2 separate regions of the Homo sapiens genome follow, and region 2 is linked to region 1. Evidence: chromatin loops called from intact Hi-C (ENCODE). Cell type or tissue: left ventricle myocardium inferior. All regions are shown on one strand.

Region 1 (8,000 bases):
CCCTGAAAAGGTGCAGGCCATGTACGGGCTGGGTGTGTTGGCTCACACCTGTAACCTCAGCACTTTGGGAGGTGGAGGAGGGAGGATCTCTTGAGCCCAGGGGTTTCAGACCAGCCTGGGCAACATAGCAAGACCCTGTCTCTACAAAAGATAAGAAAATTAAGTGGGTGTGGTGGTGCATGCCTGTGGTCCCAGCAACTTGGGAGGCTGAGGTGGGGAGACCGCTTGAGCCCAGGAGTTGGAGGCTGCAGCGAGCTATGATTGCGCCACTGCACTCTAGCCTGGACGACAGAGTGAGACGCTGTCTCTGAAATACAAACAAAAGCCCTTTCTTCTCCTACAGCTGCAAGAGGAAAAAAAGAAAAAAGCAAGCCAAGGTGCGGCCGGGGTTCAGCAGAGTGCGCAGATCAGCAGGGAGGGACTGACGTGACCAGCCTGGGATTGCCACAGCGCTCGCTCCAACAGATCAGCATGCCCAGAGCGTGCTTCACAGATGTCCCCGAGGGCCCTGAGCCCCTTTCAGGGTATATGTGAGGTCAACACCATGTTCACAACAGCCCTAAGATGTGATCTGCTTTTTCCACTGGGGTGACCTTTGCTGGTGACGCGCGAGCGACGCAGAAACTGCTGGTGCTGCGGAGGAGCCACAGCTCCGGCACCAAACCACGCGCAGCCACGCATCTGCAGAGCCACAGACGTGCGGTTGGGAGAGAAAAGCCAGCCACGTTTAGAAATGTCCGCAATGAAGAGGTAAATCATTAAAGAATGTATGAACCCTCCAGCCTCAAGTACACGTCTGTTTTTGCATCCCTGTATGACAGGACCAGGGCCAGGGCTGTGTGCCATGCATCCAGGCTGTCGCCTGAGGTTCGTGTGTGACTCAGTCTAGGGCTCACCGGCACTCCCTACACAGAGCTCTGTTTATACTTTTCACCTGCAACCCCTACTCAGGGGCTCATCATTGTATAACATGCCAGAGATGAGGAAGTTTGAGGACTTTCTTCAAAATCTAGATTAATTTCTAAAAGGTCATAGAGAATTTTCACAAATGAAGCTTAAAGAAACAAAGTTCACCAAATCCTGGTGGACAAATATTACTTTAAAACATTTTCAGCCGTGCGCGGTGGCTCACGCCTGTAATCCCAGCACTTTGGGAGGCCAAGGCGGGTGGATCATTTGAGGTTGGGAGTTCGAGACCAGCATGGCCAACATCGTGAAACCCCGTCTCTACTAAAAATACAAAAAATTTAGCCAGGCGTGGTAGCAGGCGCCTGTCATCCCAGCTACTCGGGAGGCTGAGGCAAGAGAATCCCTTGAACCCGGGAGGTGGAGGTTGCAGTGAGCCGAGATCGCGCCACTGCTCTCTAGCCTGGGTGACAGAGCGAAACTCCATCTCAAAACAAACAAACAAAAAAAAAACATTTTCAACGCCCTTTAAAAAAAAACAAAAAACAACAAAAAAACCTGTGCTTGCTTTAACAAGCTCTAATATGTAAAATTTCCAGTGGGAAAAGTGATGATCAGGCAGTGATTTTTCCCTTTGTAAGAGAATTCACGGAAATTTCAGCCAGGTCCCGGATGGACGTACAACACTTTCTGTATTTCCATGCACGTGCAACTTTCCAGAGAGATTTGGAACCCGGTGCTGCGTACGACAGGCACGCTCGCATCATCCCCCTCTCTCCTGGGGGCCCAAGGGCAGGCTGGGGGGCTACTCACCTGATGGTGCCCGTCGGGGAGGGGACGGGGCTGACCATGCTCCGGAGGTCCGGCTCCGGGATGTGGATCTTCAGAGGGGAGATCTGGGGGTACAGTGGCCGCAGCGGGGAGGCTGGGGCCTCTTCTTTGTGATAGAGCGACGTGAACTGGATCTTGATGGCCGTGCTGGGAAACCGGAAGGTACACCTGCAACAGGAGGAGGAGCGGGTGTGAGGTGCAGGAGGAGACTCAAGAAGACGCCAACACCCAGGGAAGGTGCGTGTCTGTGTGTCTAAGTAACTGGACCGTAACTCTCAAACCTGGGCCCCAGAGAGCAGTTTCGATGCTTTTATCAGGACACTTAGGAACTGAGACTTTGGCTTATTTGGAAGTCACTTGTCTTTCTATTTCTTTATTTTATTTTATTTTATTTTTTGAGAGGGAGTCTCGCTGTCACCCAGGCTGGAGTGCAATGGCAGGATCTCAGCTCACCGCAACCTCAGCCTCCTGGGTTCAAGCAATTCTCCTGTCTCAGCCTCCTGAGTAGCTGGGATTACGAGCGCCCACCACCACGCCCGGCTAATTTTTTGCATTTTTTATTTATTTTTTTTTTTTGAGAGGGAGTCTCACTCTGTCGCCCAGGCTGGAGTGCAGGGACACGATCTCAGCTCACTGCAAGCTCCGCCTCCTGGGTTCACACCATTCTCCTGCCTCAGCCTCCCGAGTAGCTGGGACTACAGGCGCCCGCCACCACGCCCGGCTAATTTTTTATATTTTTAGTAGAGACGGGGTTTCACTGTGTTAGCCAGGATGGTCTCGATCTCCTGACCTCGTAATCCGCCTGCCTTGACCTCCCAAAGTGCTGGGATTACAGGCGTGAGCCACCGCGCCTGGCCAATTTTTTGCATTTTTAGTAGAGACGGGGTTTCACCACGTTGGCCAGGCTGGTCTCGAACTCCTGACCTCAGGTGATCCACCTGCCTCAGCCTCCCAAACTGCTGGGATTACAGGCGAGAGCCATTGTGCCCAGCCGTCAGTTGTCTTTCTACTGTGTGTGAGAACAGAAGAGATATAAATATCCCCAGACAAGTGCCGCTGATGCCATCTCCCACGCAGGCTCCAGACAGACACGGCTACTTCCTGTCTGCCAGGGCAACTGCTGTGGCACCCAGGTGGGATCTGCCACCTCTCAAATGACACACTGGAAGACTGAAATAGCACGGCAACCACCTATGCAGACATTTTCAAGATGATTCCCTGCCACTGCCTAGAAGATCTGACAACGGAAGGAGCAATTCCACCCCTGCTCCGGCAGGCGGGAGTCGCAGAGAGCGTGCATTATCCACCCAGAGCTTAATGGACCGGCTTCACGATCAGTTCTGGGCTTAAAACCGTGAGCCTCGGTTTTTCTACTGGAGACGACCAAGTGCAAACAAAGCCAGCCGCAAGCGTCAGGGTCAACACCAGTGTGCTGTGAACAGTATCCAGGGTTCATCTGGCTTGAAGAAACTGCCACCTTTTACAAAGCTGAGCATTACTTATCCAGGTCACCTTTCAATTTCTAAACTGATGAGGCAGCAACTATCAAGTTGCTAACTGTGGGACTCAGTTAAAAACAAAACAAAACAAAAACAAAAACAAAAACAATGTAAAGCAGCAGCCTGCCCACACAGAGATAAGGAACGCTGGCCGCCTGCGCAGCTGTTTGGAAAAGGCTCTTGTTTAAAATTGTAGGAGGGGGTTAAGAAAGAATGTACATAAGCCACCGGTGATAATGCGCTTTTCAGAGTTCCCGAAGGCATTCAGGACGGGCAAAGTACTCAACACTTGAGAGACGCTAAGGTCTCTTGTAGTGGAACCTGCATGAAGCACCAGGCTGCTGGGTCTATGCCTGACTGTGTTTTTAAATCTGCAGCAATGTTTAAATAGTCAATCTACGTAAAATCCTGCATGGACGTGCGCAGACACCCCTCTTTCATATGAAAGTCCCTTTGCTCTTCGTCAAAGCGTTTTTGAAAGACGGGACTGAGGAGCAGGTCAGAGGGTGACGAAGGGTGCCTGGCTGTCGGCAGGGGGTCCTCTTGCGTCTTCTTCCCAGGGACCCGCTTCAAAGGAAGTGACTCAGCATTACAAATGTGCGGCTCCTCCCATAGGTCTGCTAGCCAGGCTGCCCACATGGAAGAGAGAAAATCAGGCACTTAAGCTGGCTCAACTGGGCCAGTCCTGATTCTCCCCGAGATACTGGTCAGAGGAGGCTGGGCCGCATCGTTCAGTGCCAGGCGCTGTCAGGCCTGTGGGCACCAGGTTTCTACTTCCAAACACAAAAGGGACTCTGAGACTGTTTCCAAGATGAGAAGCTGTCTGGGAGGCACGGCCCAGCGAGTGAATCTTGGGGGATAAGGGTGGGTGGTCGGTCACCCCTGAGGTTTAGAAGGGCATCCCAAGGCTATTTGAAAATACTCCACAATTCTGTCCTCTTAAGTCACATTGAGAGGAACGTCTGATGTCCTTTACACTTTCTTCAGTCCAGCCCAGTGGAGATTTCCTGCATCAGTATTTTGACTAGAAAGCTCCATCACCCATTTTCTTTTTTCTTTTTTTTTTTTTTGAGACGGAGTCTTGCTCTGTCATCCGGGCTGGAATACAATGGCGCAATCTTGGCTCACTGCAACCTCCACCTCCTGGGTTCAAGCGATTCTGCTGCCTCAGCCTCCCAAGTAGCTGGGATTACAGGCACGCACCACCACGCCTGGCTAATTTTTGTATTTTTAGTAGAGATGGGGTTTCACCATGTTGGCCAGGCTGGTCTCAAACTCCTGACCTCAGGTGACCCAACCACCTCGGCTTCCCAAAGTGCTGGGATTATAGGCATGAGCCACCGTGACTGGCCACATCACCCTTTTTTTTTTTTTTTCTCTTTTTGAGGCAGAGTTTGGCTCTTATTGCCCAGGGTGGAGTGCAATGGCGCAATCTTGGCTCACCGCAACCTCAGCCTCCTGGATTCAAGTGATTCTCCTGCCTCAGCCTCCCGAGTAGCTGGGACTACAGGCATGCGCCACCACGCCCAGCTAATTTTGTATTTTTAGTAGAGACAGGGTTTTTCCATGTTGGTCAGGCTGGTCTGGAACTCCCGACCTCAGGTGATCCTCCTGCCCTGGCCTCCTAAAATGCTGGGATTACAGGCGTGAGCCACCACACCCGGCCTTGCATCACCCATTTTCTAAGATGCTCTATGATACCCAAGGGCTCTTCAGTCCTGGGGGCTGTTAGCTTTTGTGGGTCCCAGAGCCGACATCCACCCAAGCTGGTGTCTGAGGATGGGACTGGTGTCCCTGACCTAGGGAAGCAAGGAAAGAGGTTTGGGGCCAGCATCTGGCTGAGGGTCCAGGCAGGGGACCTAAGGTGAACTCCAGCTGTGAACGACGGTGCTGAATGAACACAGTGTCCATGTCTGTATCAACACATGCATGCACACACACACACACACACACAGGCACGCACACACGTGCATGAATGCACACATGCATGCACGGACACGCCCACACACCCACGCACACGCCCACACCCACGCACACACACACATGCACACGTGCACGCACACACACGCATGCACACACACCTACCCGTTCCACCAGTGCTGGACACGATGGCAGTCATGATGACAAATGTTTAAAGATAGCTTCTATGGCCCTTGCCATTTGTCTCTTTTCTCCAGTTCCCTCAACCACTGCAAATCAACGAAACAGACCATGTTCTCCTATTTGTCAGAAGGGCACAGTTGAGACCTCTGACTTTCTGTGTCGTGAAAGTCCCTATGTTAATATGGGATCGGATCACGCTGCAGCCATCAAGGCCAAGTAGAAAGAAGATGTGGCTTCTGGCCCATGACTGAGGTCACAAGAAGAAGGGGATCCTGGAGATCGGGGTTTGGATATTAAGACATGAAGAGGTGTTTTTTCGTAAGACATTTGCACACGCACATGCACACACACGCACAGAAGAGGAGCATGGTCCCCCTCTGGACTGGCACCTGAAAGCCAGGTACTAGCCAGAGCCCATCTGACCTTGGGCTAAATCACTCCCCAACTCCAGTGGGGTGGAAAGGCCTTCCCAGGCTTGACTTCTCCCTTTCAAAGAGCAAATTGTGGCAGGAATGAGAGCCGTAAGGTGTGCGGATTTGAGACAAAGGTGAACGCCACCAAAAGAGAAAATTGGTTTAGAACCACTCACCCTAACCTCTCTGCGCTTCTGTGATCTTTGCTAATAAAACAGAATGGTTGGAATAGAAGACACCATCTCAAAGGTGCTTTCCAGTTCAAAACCTGATTATGGGCTGGGCACGGAGGCTCAGGCTTGTAATCCGAGCACTCTGAGTGGCCAACGTGGGCGGATCACCTGAGGTCAGGAGTTCGAGACCAGCCTGGCCAAAAGGCAAAACCCCCCTCTCTACTAAAAATACAAAAAATGAACCAGGCATGGTGGCACACACATGTAATCCCAGCTACTCGGGAGGCTGAGGCAGGAGAATTGCTTGAACCCAGGAGGCGGCCATGTCAGTGAGCTGAGAACGCACCACTGCACTCCAGCCTGGGCAACAGAGCAAAACTCTGTCTTAAAAAAAAAAAAAAAACAAAACTGATTCTAGATGATATGTACATATGTATTGAGTTTTCACTAAAACAAAACGATGTTTTATAGGACAGGCAGGGATCTAGGGATCTAATGCCATCTATAGATGACAATTTCCTACTGTAATAGTAGCTTTCCAATTAAAGTTTAACAATAAATATTTTCACAGTATCTGCCGTAACAGTGATTGTCCTGAGGCAGGTGGCCTCATTACTAGGAGGAGGAGAAAATGCTATGAAGCATGCTACTTGATTTTATTTATTTTTTGAAACAGAGTCTCGCTCTGTCACTCAGGCTGGAGTGCAGTGGTGCGATCTCGGCTCACTGCAACCTCCGCCTCCCAGGTTCAAGGGATTCTCCTGCCTCAGCCTCCTGAGTAGCTGGGATTACAGGCACGCGCCACAGAGCCCAGCTAAGTTTTGTATTTTTAGTAGAGACGGGGTCATGTTGGCCAGGCTGGTCTTGAACTCCTGACCTCAAGTGATCCACCCGCATCAGCCTCTCAAAGTGCTGGGATTACAGGTGTGAGCCGCTGCACCTGGCTTGATTTTTAAATAGATGTTTCCCCAGCATGCTCAGGGAGTTTGCCAGTTACATCTCTCCCTGTAATATCTTGATGGAGGTGCAGGGCTCTAGCTGGAGTCTGAACGAGCACGTTTTGCATCGTGAAGGTGCTGCACGGTGGTTTAAACCCAGCCACACACACTGCCGGTCTTGACCGGCGGAGATTCCGCTAAGGTTAAGTGTGTCCACAGAGTAGAAATCTCCGTCCACCAGCCCGGCGGAAAGGTTCCTGTACGAGCAAGTGCCCATCTGTGGAGGACATCTCTCCAGAACATTCTTGCCCGACTTAGAAAGGAGCTTAGTGGTTGCCTAGGGCTGGAGTGACGGGTGGGACAGGCAGGGGGGACGGAGAATGACTAAGAGCTAGGGGGTTCTTTCTAGAGTCAGGAAAATGTTCCGAAGTTGACTTGGTGGCCGCGCAACTCTGCGAATGCGCTGAAAACCACGGACTGGAACAATGGAAAGGGTTAGTTGTAAGGTATGTGCAGTCGATCTCAGGCAAGCTGTTTTTGGGGAGAATTCTTGCCCAAAAGCTCCCACACTGAGGGTCTACTCCAGCCCTGGGTTTTTCCCAGGTCCACCCAGAAGCTGATGGCTCCTGGAAGTTGGGCCAAACTGGTGACTTGGTTGGAGATGACACTGCCTGGCTCAGCCTCAGACCACAGAGCCGTCTCTACACAGCGAGCTGGAACTGGCCACCGCTCCACCAGTGCTGAGCCCGAGTGACTTGGGGCATGTCATGTGCCTTCATTCCCATCCCCTCCCTAGGCCACAAATCCTACCACCTGCCCGGCCAAACAGAAAGCTGTCAGGAAAATAAAAATAGCTCACTTAATTCTCGATGACATAAATATAAATACAATTGTCATCATTTCAGACTCAGAGAAATAATCAGAGAGGGAAGGAAGAGCCCGTGAAAGCTTCCGGAGGCGATTTTTAAAATGAATGTGACAGATCGCTCCTGTCCACCGCTGTCCCCTCGCCCCGTCTCTCCCAGCGGAAGGACGGGTTTACTTTCTGGATGGGGTGAACCCGAGGCCTGGACGAGGGCACCCAACACAGAAGCGGCAGACAGTGACATCTCACGCCAAAAATAGCCTTGCGACCTG
Region 2 (8,000 bases), 130 kb after region 1:
GTGGGTGCCGTCCTGATGTTGGCCATCCTAGACAGTGCATCTCGAGTTCCAAGCTACGGATGTGGGCATGAGCCCTGGAGTGTGGCCTGTGTCTGTCTGTGAACTGAAATAAAACATTGCAACCCGAGTCATAGCCAATCCTGGAAATGATGATGACTGCTTGCAAACACGTTGCAAGCCTCTTGCTTGTGCTTGCAGAAACTTGATACACAGGCCTGTGTGCGGGAGGCGGGAGGCCCGGGCCATTTGGGTCTCCCGTTTCTGAATCTGAAAAATGCTAGAATCCATTTTCCCCTCGGTTTTAGGTCAGGTTCCCCAGAAGCAAACTCTGTGGTAAGGAATTGTGTGCAAGCCACGTAGGAATGCCGTGGTCCCGGGAGGTCTGGAAGGGAGTAGGAGGAGGGGACCCAGGAGCCAAGCCAGAGTAAGGTCCTTTGGCAAAATCCCCCTGGGGTGGCTTTGGCCCAATCCTGCAGGAAGGCACTGCAGCGTAAGTTATGCCCCAGGGTCTGTCCAGACTCAGGCAAAGGGAGCGGGGCTTTCACTTTCTGGAATCTGCTCGCCATTGGCTAAGAGCTGGCTGGGGGGACAGGAACCCCAGGCACCTCTCAATTTCTGCTTGCATAGGCAGAACAGCTCCACAGGGGCCGAGTGTGAGAGACAAAGCACCCGGGAGCAAGGGGAGGAGGAAAAGAGTCGTGAGATCTGCAGGGAGCTCAGATGGTCTCTGCACAGTCATTCTCACCGGCACTTGTGGACATCGAGTCTACGATAACTTCATAGTCTCTCCTGCCTGTGCTCAGGACTCCTCGATGTCTCCATTTCTGAACTGGTGGGGGGTTGGAGGGCTGCTCTTCCTGCTGGAATCATAAATCAACATTGTCAGGTGCCAACGTGATGATAAATTGTTGGATGATATGCTGATAACGCATAGCGTTTTCATTTCCTCGGAAAAACAAGGCCAAAGACACTTTCGAATTGCAAATGCCAGCCCCGTTACAGGGGCGGCTGCAAGGAAGGATTTCTGGTCAGCAGATATGGGAAGTCGGCCCGAGAACACAGGCAAAGGAAGTGGGTTTCCTCTGCAGGAATGCAAAGTCACCAACTCCAGGCAGTCCTGGAATGAACCTTACACCTAGAGGCGGCGATGCTTGAATGCGGTGGTTTTCTCTCCCTGCCCTCTTCCTTCTTTCTGTCTAACACACACATATGTAATTGTCTTTTGAGATGTGTATTGGAGTATAGCATGTAGACAGAAAAACGTGCAAAGCAGGACTGTGAAAGGATGAAAGTGAACTCACCCACGTGCCTACCGCTCAGGTCAAGAAACAGAACCTCCCTAGCCCCTTAGAACAGCAGTCCCTAAGCTTTTTGGAACCAGGGACCAGTTTCGTGGAAGATAATTTCTCCGTGGGCCCGGGTCGGGGAGATGGTTTTGAGATGATTCAAGCAGATTACATTTATTGTGCATTATATTTCTATTATTATTACATTATAACATAGAATGAAATAATTCTACAACTTTCATAATGTAGAATCAGTGGGAACCCTGAGCCTGTTTTCCTGCAACTAGAGGGTCCTGTCTGGGGGCGATGAGAGACAGTGGCAGATCATCAGGCATTAGATTCTCATAAGGAGCAAACAACCTAGATCCCTCGCATGCGCGGTTCACAATAGGGTTTGCGCAGTTGATCTGACAGGAGACGGAGCTCAGGCGGTAATGCGAGCGATGGGGAGTGGCTGTAAATACAGATGAAACTTCACCTTCCTGCCCGCTGCTCACTTCCTGCTGAACCTCCCGGTTCCTAACAGGCCAAGAAGTGGTACTGGTACCAGGAGTTGCCTTAGCACGTTCCCTTGTGTCTATTTTTTTTTTTTTGAGATGGAGTCTCACTCTATTGCCCAGTCTGGAGTGCCGTGGTATGATCTTGGCTCACTGCAGCCTCCACTTCCTGGGTTCAAGCGATTCTCTTGCCTCAGCCTCCTGCGTAGCTGGGATTACAGGCGTGTGTTACGATGCCCGGCTAATTTTTTTTTTTTTTTAATTTTTAGTAGAGACGGGGTTTTGCCACGTTGGCCAGGCTGGTCTCGAACTCCTGACTTGCCTCAACCTCTCAAAGTGCTGGGATTACAGGTGTGAGCCCCTGTGCCTGGCCCCTTGTGTCTCTTTTCAGCCACTACCCATTTACCTCTAAGGGAAACTGCTATCGCAACATCAAACACCAGAGATTAGCTTTGCCTGCTGTTTACGCTTTATGGAAACAAAATCACATGGGATGTTCTCTTCACTGACTTAAGGTGACTTTTATGAGATTTGTCCTCATATATTACTATGCATAGTAGCAGTTGGTGCGTTTGCACAGCGGAATATATTTCCCATGTGAATATAGCACAAGTTACCCTTTCCGTTACTGATGGACAGTGGAGCTCATTGCAGTGTGGGCCATTGCAGACAGTGTGCCTATGAATGGTCTGGAACATGTTTTGGGTACACCCGGTATGGGTGCTGCTGGATATACACCGAGTGGAATTGCTGGGTCATGAATGTTTGTATGTTCAACTTGATTAAGGGCTGCCGAAAAGTTCCGAATGGAGGTGTACCTACTTAACCTCTACCAGCAATGTAGGGACCCCGGTTCCTCTCCAACCTCACCAATGCTTGCTATTTGGAACTTCCATTTTTATAACTCAAAAGAGTAGGATCATTAATTTCAATACTCCCCACCTTCAGGGCTGCTGCTACGTTTACAAATTTTTTATTTTTTTTGAGACAGGGTCTTGCTCTGTTGTCCAGGCTGTAGTGCAGTGGCGTGATCATAGCTTACTGCAGCCTCCACCTCCTAGACTCAAGTGATTCTCCTGCCTCAGCCTTTCAAGTAGCAGGGACCACAGGTATGCAATACCATGCCTGGCTAATTTTTAAAATTTTTTTAGAGACAGGGTCTTACTATGTTGCCCAGGCTGGTCTTGAACTCCTGAGCTGAAGTGATCTTCCTTCCTCGTACTCCCAAAGTGCTGGGATTACAGGTGTGAGCCACCACACCTGGCCTGCTGTTAATTCTTGTAACACCTTTGTGTGGATTAAAGAAGGACAGATTATTCCAACTGCTGAACATTTTTGTGACGTGCCATGGAGCATGACATGTGACTGCCCTCTGCTGGAAAACTGGGGAAATTCTTAGTACAAATCTTAGATGCCTAAGAGGACACCTCTTAGGTGTGGTGCCCTTGGGCAGTGCACACTCTAGACGACCATGCATGGTGACCCTGGCTGTTCTCTACTCTTGTCAACACATACTGGAGGTAACGGCGAGGACTGCGGTGGAGGAAGCCCAGTGAAAGTTCACAAAATGGTGGTCCAGGGTTGAATCTGGCCTGCAGTTATGTTTTATTTGACTCACAGTGTTAACAAAAAATATTGGGCCAACATTTTAAAACTAGAGGATGGTGGTTGCCTAAAAACACAGAAAAATTGGCCGGGTGCCGTGGCTCACTCCTGTAATCCCAGCACTTTGGGAGGCCGAGGCGGGCAGATCACCAGAGGTCAGGAGTTCGAGACCTACCTCAACATGGAGAAACACCGTCTCTACTAAAAATACAAAATTAGCCGGGCGTGGTGGTGCATGCCTGTAATCCCAGCTACTCAGGAGGCTGAGGCAGGAGAATTGCTTGAACCTGGGAGGTGGAGGTTGCAGTGAGCCGAGACCGTGTCATTGGACTCCAGCCTGGGCAACAAGTAAGAAATTCCATCTCATAAAAAAAAAAGAAAAAAAAAAAAAAGAAAAATCAGAAAAACCAGAGGCAGAACTAAAGAAATTGGGCCGCCATCCCCAAATTTATATATGTATATAAAATATATATTTTATAATTTTAATTTTTTGAGACAGGGTCTTGCTCTGTCAGCCTGGAGTGTGGTGGCACGATCAGAGCTCACTGCAGCCTCAGCCTCCTGGGCTCAAGTGATTCTCCCACCTCAGCCTCCCAAGTGGCTGGGACTACAGGTGCACACCACCACACCCAGCTAATTCTTCTTCTTCTTCTTCCTTTTTTTTTTTTGAGACAGAGTCTCACTCTGTTACCCAGGCTGGAGTGCAGTGGTGCAATCTGGGCTCACTGCAACCTCTACTCCCGGGTTCAAGTGATTCTCGTGCCTCAGCCTCCCAAGTAGCTGGAGTTACAGGAGTGTACCACCATACCCAGCTAATTTTTGTATTTTTAGCAGAGACGAGATTTTGGCATGTTGCTCAGGCTGGTCTCAAACTCCTGGCCTCAAGTGACCTGCCTGCCTCAGCCTCCCAAAGTGCTGCAATTATAGGTGTGAACCACCGCGCCTGGCCGACTGGCTAATTACAAAATTATTTTTGGTAGAGACAGGATCTCATTATGTTGCCAGGCTGGTCTCAAACTCCTGACCTCAAGTGATCCTCCTGCCTCAGCCTCCCAAAGTGTTGGGATTAGAGGCATGAACCACCGCGCCCGGCCCCCATATTAAAATACAGAGCCTGATCTACACATGTGTCCCCAGTTAGCCTCAGTCTCCACCACTCTCTATTGTCTTCCATCCCCAATGCCTCTGTCAAGAACAATAGCAAAAGTACAACATGAGGACAGTGCAGCACCAGCCCCCCTGCCCCCACCCTGGCCCCGCCACCAGTCTCTTAACCTGTTGGTGGTACTGGCCTTGCGCTATAGGCATGAACATTTGTGATCGCCGGTCTTGACATTGATCAGGGACAAAAACAAAAACAAAACCAAAAAACCCCCCAAAAAACAAAAAAAACAAAAACTCAAAGCGATCATTCAATTGCAAAATAAAGTAACTCCTGCCTGTTTTGTGCTGGAGTGAGACATTCAGCTGATGAGATTCTGCGGAAGCGCAGCAGTGAAACAGCATGGAAGAACCGACATGACACATTCTGTTTTTATTTAAGGGACCTTTACCCATCCTTGCATGTAGGCTAGGATAATTTCATTTCTACATTTATTTATATTTATTATTATTAGTTTTTGAGACAGAGCCTTGCTCTGTGGCCCAGGCTGGAGTGCGGTGGTGCCACCATGGCTCACTGCAGCCTCCACCTCCCCGGCTCAAACCATCCTTCTGCCTTAGCCTCCCAAGTAGCTGGGACTATAGGTACGTACCAGCAGGTCTGGCTATTTTTTTTTTTTTTTTTACCATTTTATTTTATTTTATTTATTTTAATATTATTATTATACTTTAAGTTTTAGGGTACATGTGCACAACGTGCAGGTTTGTTACATATGTATACATGTGCCATGTTGGTGTGCTGCACCCATTAACGCGTCATTTAGCATTAGGTGTATCTCCCAATGCTATCCCTCCCCCCACCCCCCACCCCACAACAGTCCCTGGTGTCTGATGTTCCCCTTCCTGTGTCCATGTCTCTGGCTAATTTTTGTAATTTTTGTAGAGATGGGGTCTCATTATGTTGCCCAGGCTGTCCTCCAACTCCTGACCTCAAGAAATCCTCCCTCCTCAGCCTCTCAAAGTGTTGGGATTATAGGTGTGAGCCACCATGCTTGGCCATTTATCATTATCGTTAAATGAGAATGATTAGGCTGGGCGTGGTGGCTCACGTCGGTAATCACTTTGGGAGGCCGAGGTGGGTGGATCACCTGAGCTCGGGAGTTCAAGACCAGCCTGACTAACATAACAAAACCCTGTCTCTACTAAAAATACAAAAATTAGCTGGGCGTGGAGGTGTGTGCTTGTAGTCCCAGCTGCTGGTGAGGCTGAGGCAGCAGAATCGCTTGAACCCAGGAGGCGGAGGTTGCAGTGAGCGAGCTGAGATCAAGCTACTGCACTCCAGCCTGGGCGACAGAGTGAGAGTCCATCTCAAAAAAAAAGAAAGAAAGAAAAAAAAGAGAATGATCCTATTAATAATAATACCACCGTATACTGGGCACTTACTATATGTCTGGTGCTGTGTCATCTAATTTAATCTTCACAATGACTATCTGCCCTAATGTAGACACTATGATTAGCTCCAATTATAGAAGTATTTTTACAAGGAAGCAAATGGAAGGCTAAAGAGGTTGCAGTTTGTCCAAGATCACACTAATTGCAGAGCTCTCTTGGGTCTCTCTTCTCCTCCGCCCAGATATCATCTGGTTTAGTATCAGAACCCCTTCACGGGTAGCACCAGGTACAATCTAGATTCAACACCTGTGCTTTGTAATATCCCATGTGTCAGTGCAATACCGCTAAACGCATAACATCTTTCTAGGAAATGTGGGTCTTTTTGGTCTTTGATGTTACATGCTTTCAGACCCTAAAGGCTGAAAACCAATAAAGTCCTACTCCATCATCTTCCAGGGGTCTCCAGAGTGACCTGATGTTTTCACAAAGTCATACGGTGGCCCATCTGCGGCAGGTTGGAAGTCTGTGTTGTGGATTTTCTCCATCCACCGCTGGGTCTTAGAGTTCCCGGGTCTGGGAGGTGTCAGATCTCATTGCTGTTGAGAAAGGTTGAGCCAGTTTACATGTCGACTAGCAGAATGCAGCTGCCTCCTCTCCTGGAGAGACCTTTCTCAAATTGGCAGGTGTCAGCAGCCCTGATTCATGCCTGGGGTTTCGAAGTCTTCCTCCTGCTTGCAGGGAGCTCGGCTCATCTTTGATTCCAGCCACGGCACAGAGGCCGTGGTTCCTGCACTCTTGCTGGAATGGGTTCAGTCTTGCGTCGCTGAGAGGGCTTAACCAGGCTATTGTGGGATAACCAGCCCTGCACGACGCCCGCACAGGGGCGTGGTGAGGATCCAACGTGATGTGCGTATGAAAGTGTTTAGAGAAAGAGAAAATGCTGGGCACACACAGAGCATGATGATGACAGCGGAGGAGAAGCAAGAGGAGGAGGCGGACGGGAGGGCTTTTTATTTCTTCCTCTGGACTTGGTCCTAGGGTGGAAGCTTCCCTGCTTCTCATGCCGCTGTGACCTTGCGGGGGCTCCTCGGTCACGCGCGTGCTGGATCAGAGAGTGGCTCAGTTTCCTGACATTTCAGCTCCGCACTTTTATTTGCACTGGATCTTTCCATTGAAGACATCTGCCAGCGAGATTAAATAGAGCTTTTCTTGGGCCACGGAAAGGTGATTATTTGCATTACGTGGGAGTAGTCATCCATGAGAATGAAAAATTTCCCTCTTCAGAAGAAAATAAAGAGAGGCTGGCTGGATTCTGTCAACGCCATGACTCACGGGGAGGGTGACGCCTTTGGAAGGAAGGGGGTCTGCGGTGGTGCAGGGGTGACTATGGACATGAAATCTTCCCAGAGCGTGGAAGTCGAAACAGGTTGGATGTGTTCATTCACCTATTTCCTCATTAAACAACCATTTATGAAATACACACCTTGGCCTGTGCATTGACCCAGGCCTCTAGGGTCCAACGTGTAGGCAGAAATGGATACCCACATGGCTGATGATGTCCTGTGGGGGCACAGATGTGGGATAACTCAATGCTGCAGGGGAGCTGGGTGCCAGGGAATGTCCTGGAGACGACGTAACACTTGCACTAGGTCTTAAAGGGTGCGTATGAATTTTCCAGTTAGACAAAGAAGGAATAGGCATTGATGATGATGGAACGGTACATGCAAAGGCTCAGAGGCTGGAAACCGTAGGAGGTTTGGGGGCATGAGGGATGGCCTGGAGTGGGTGGAGCACCAGGCACTTGGGGAACAGGAGCTGAAATCAGGCTGTGAGAGCCTCTGACACTGCAGGGGACCTTATGGCTGCTTTCTTTATATATATATACATATTTTTTCGAGACAGAGTTTCACTCTTGTTGCCCAGGCTGGAGTGCAATGGTGCGCTCTCAGCTCACTGAAACCTCCGCCTCCCAGATTCAAGCGATTCTCCTGCCTCAGCCTCCCGAGTAGCTGGGATTACAGGCATGTGCCACCATGCCTGGCTAATTTTGTATTTTTAGTAGGGACGGGGTTTCTCTATGTTGGTCAGGTTGGTCTCGAACTCCCGACCTCAGGTGATC

What was found. Peaks named below come from ENCODE experiments on the same cell type or tissue, not always from the same donor. Only the 100,000 strongest peaks of a DNase experiment are listed, where the experiment ranks them.
Region 2: a loop joins it to region 1, with 3 times the contacts of the local background. A loop is called at or near these places in 50 of 110 quality-filtered maps.

The regions. Positions count from the first base shown.
Region 1 is chr7:4,734,743-4,742,742 of GRCh38, reverse strand. FOXK1 (forkhead box K1) reads right to left here. Exons shown (of 9, transcript NM_001037165.2): 2 at 1,720-1,905. Among named protein-coding and RNA genes, the nearest start is that of AP5Z1, 37 kb to the left of the region's middle. RefSeq lists enhancers at 1,850-2,404, 2,405-2,958, 3,198-4,397, 5,178-5,732. In left ventricle myocardium inferior, a CTCF peak has its summit at 3,000; DNase peaks (open chromatin) are centred at 2,810, 3,015, 3,818 and 7,599; H3K4me3 peaks cover 1,961 bases; H3K27ac peaks cover 3,786 bases.
Region 2 is chr7:4,606,187-4,614,186 of GRCh38, reverse strand. No RefSeq gene overlaps it. Among named protein-coding and RNA genes, the nearest start is that of FOXK1, 72 kb to the left of the region's middle. In left ventricle myocardium inferior, a CTCF peak has its summit at 3,160 (motif pointing left); a DNase peak (open chromatin) is centred at 1,086; H3K4me3 peaks cover 1,335 bases; H3K27ac peaks cover 1,681 bases; H3K27me3 peaks cover 1,087 bases.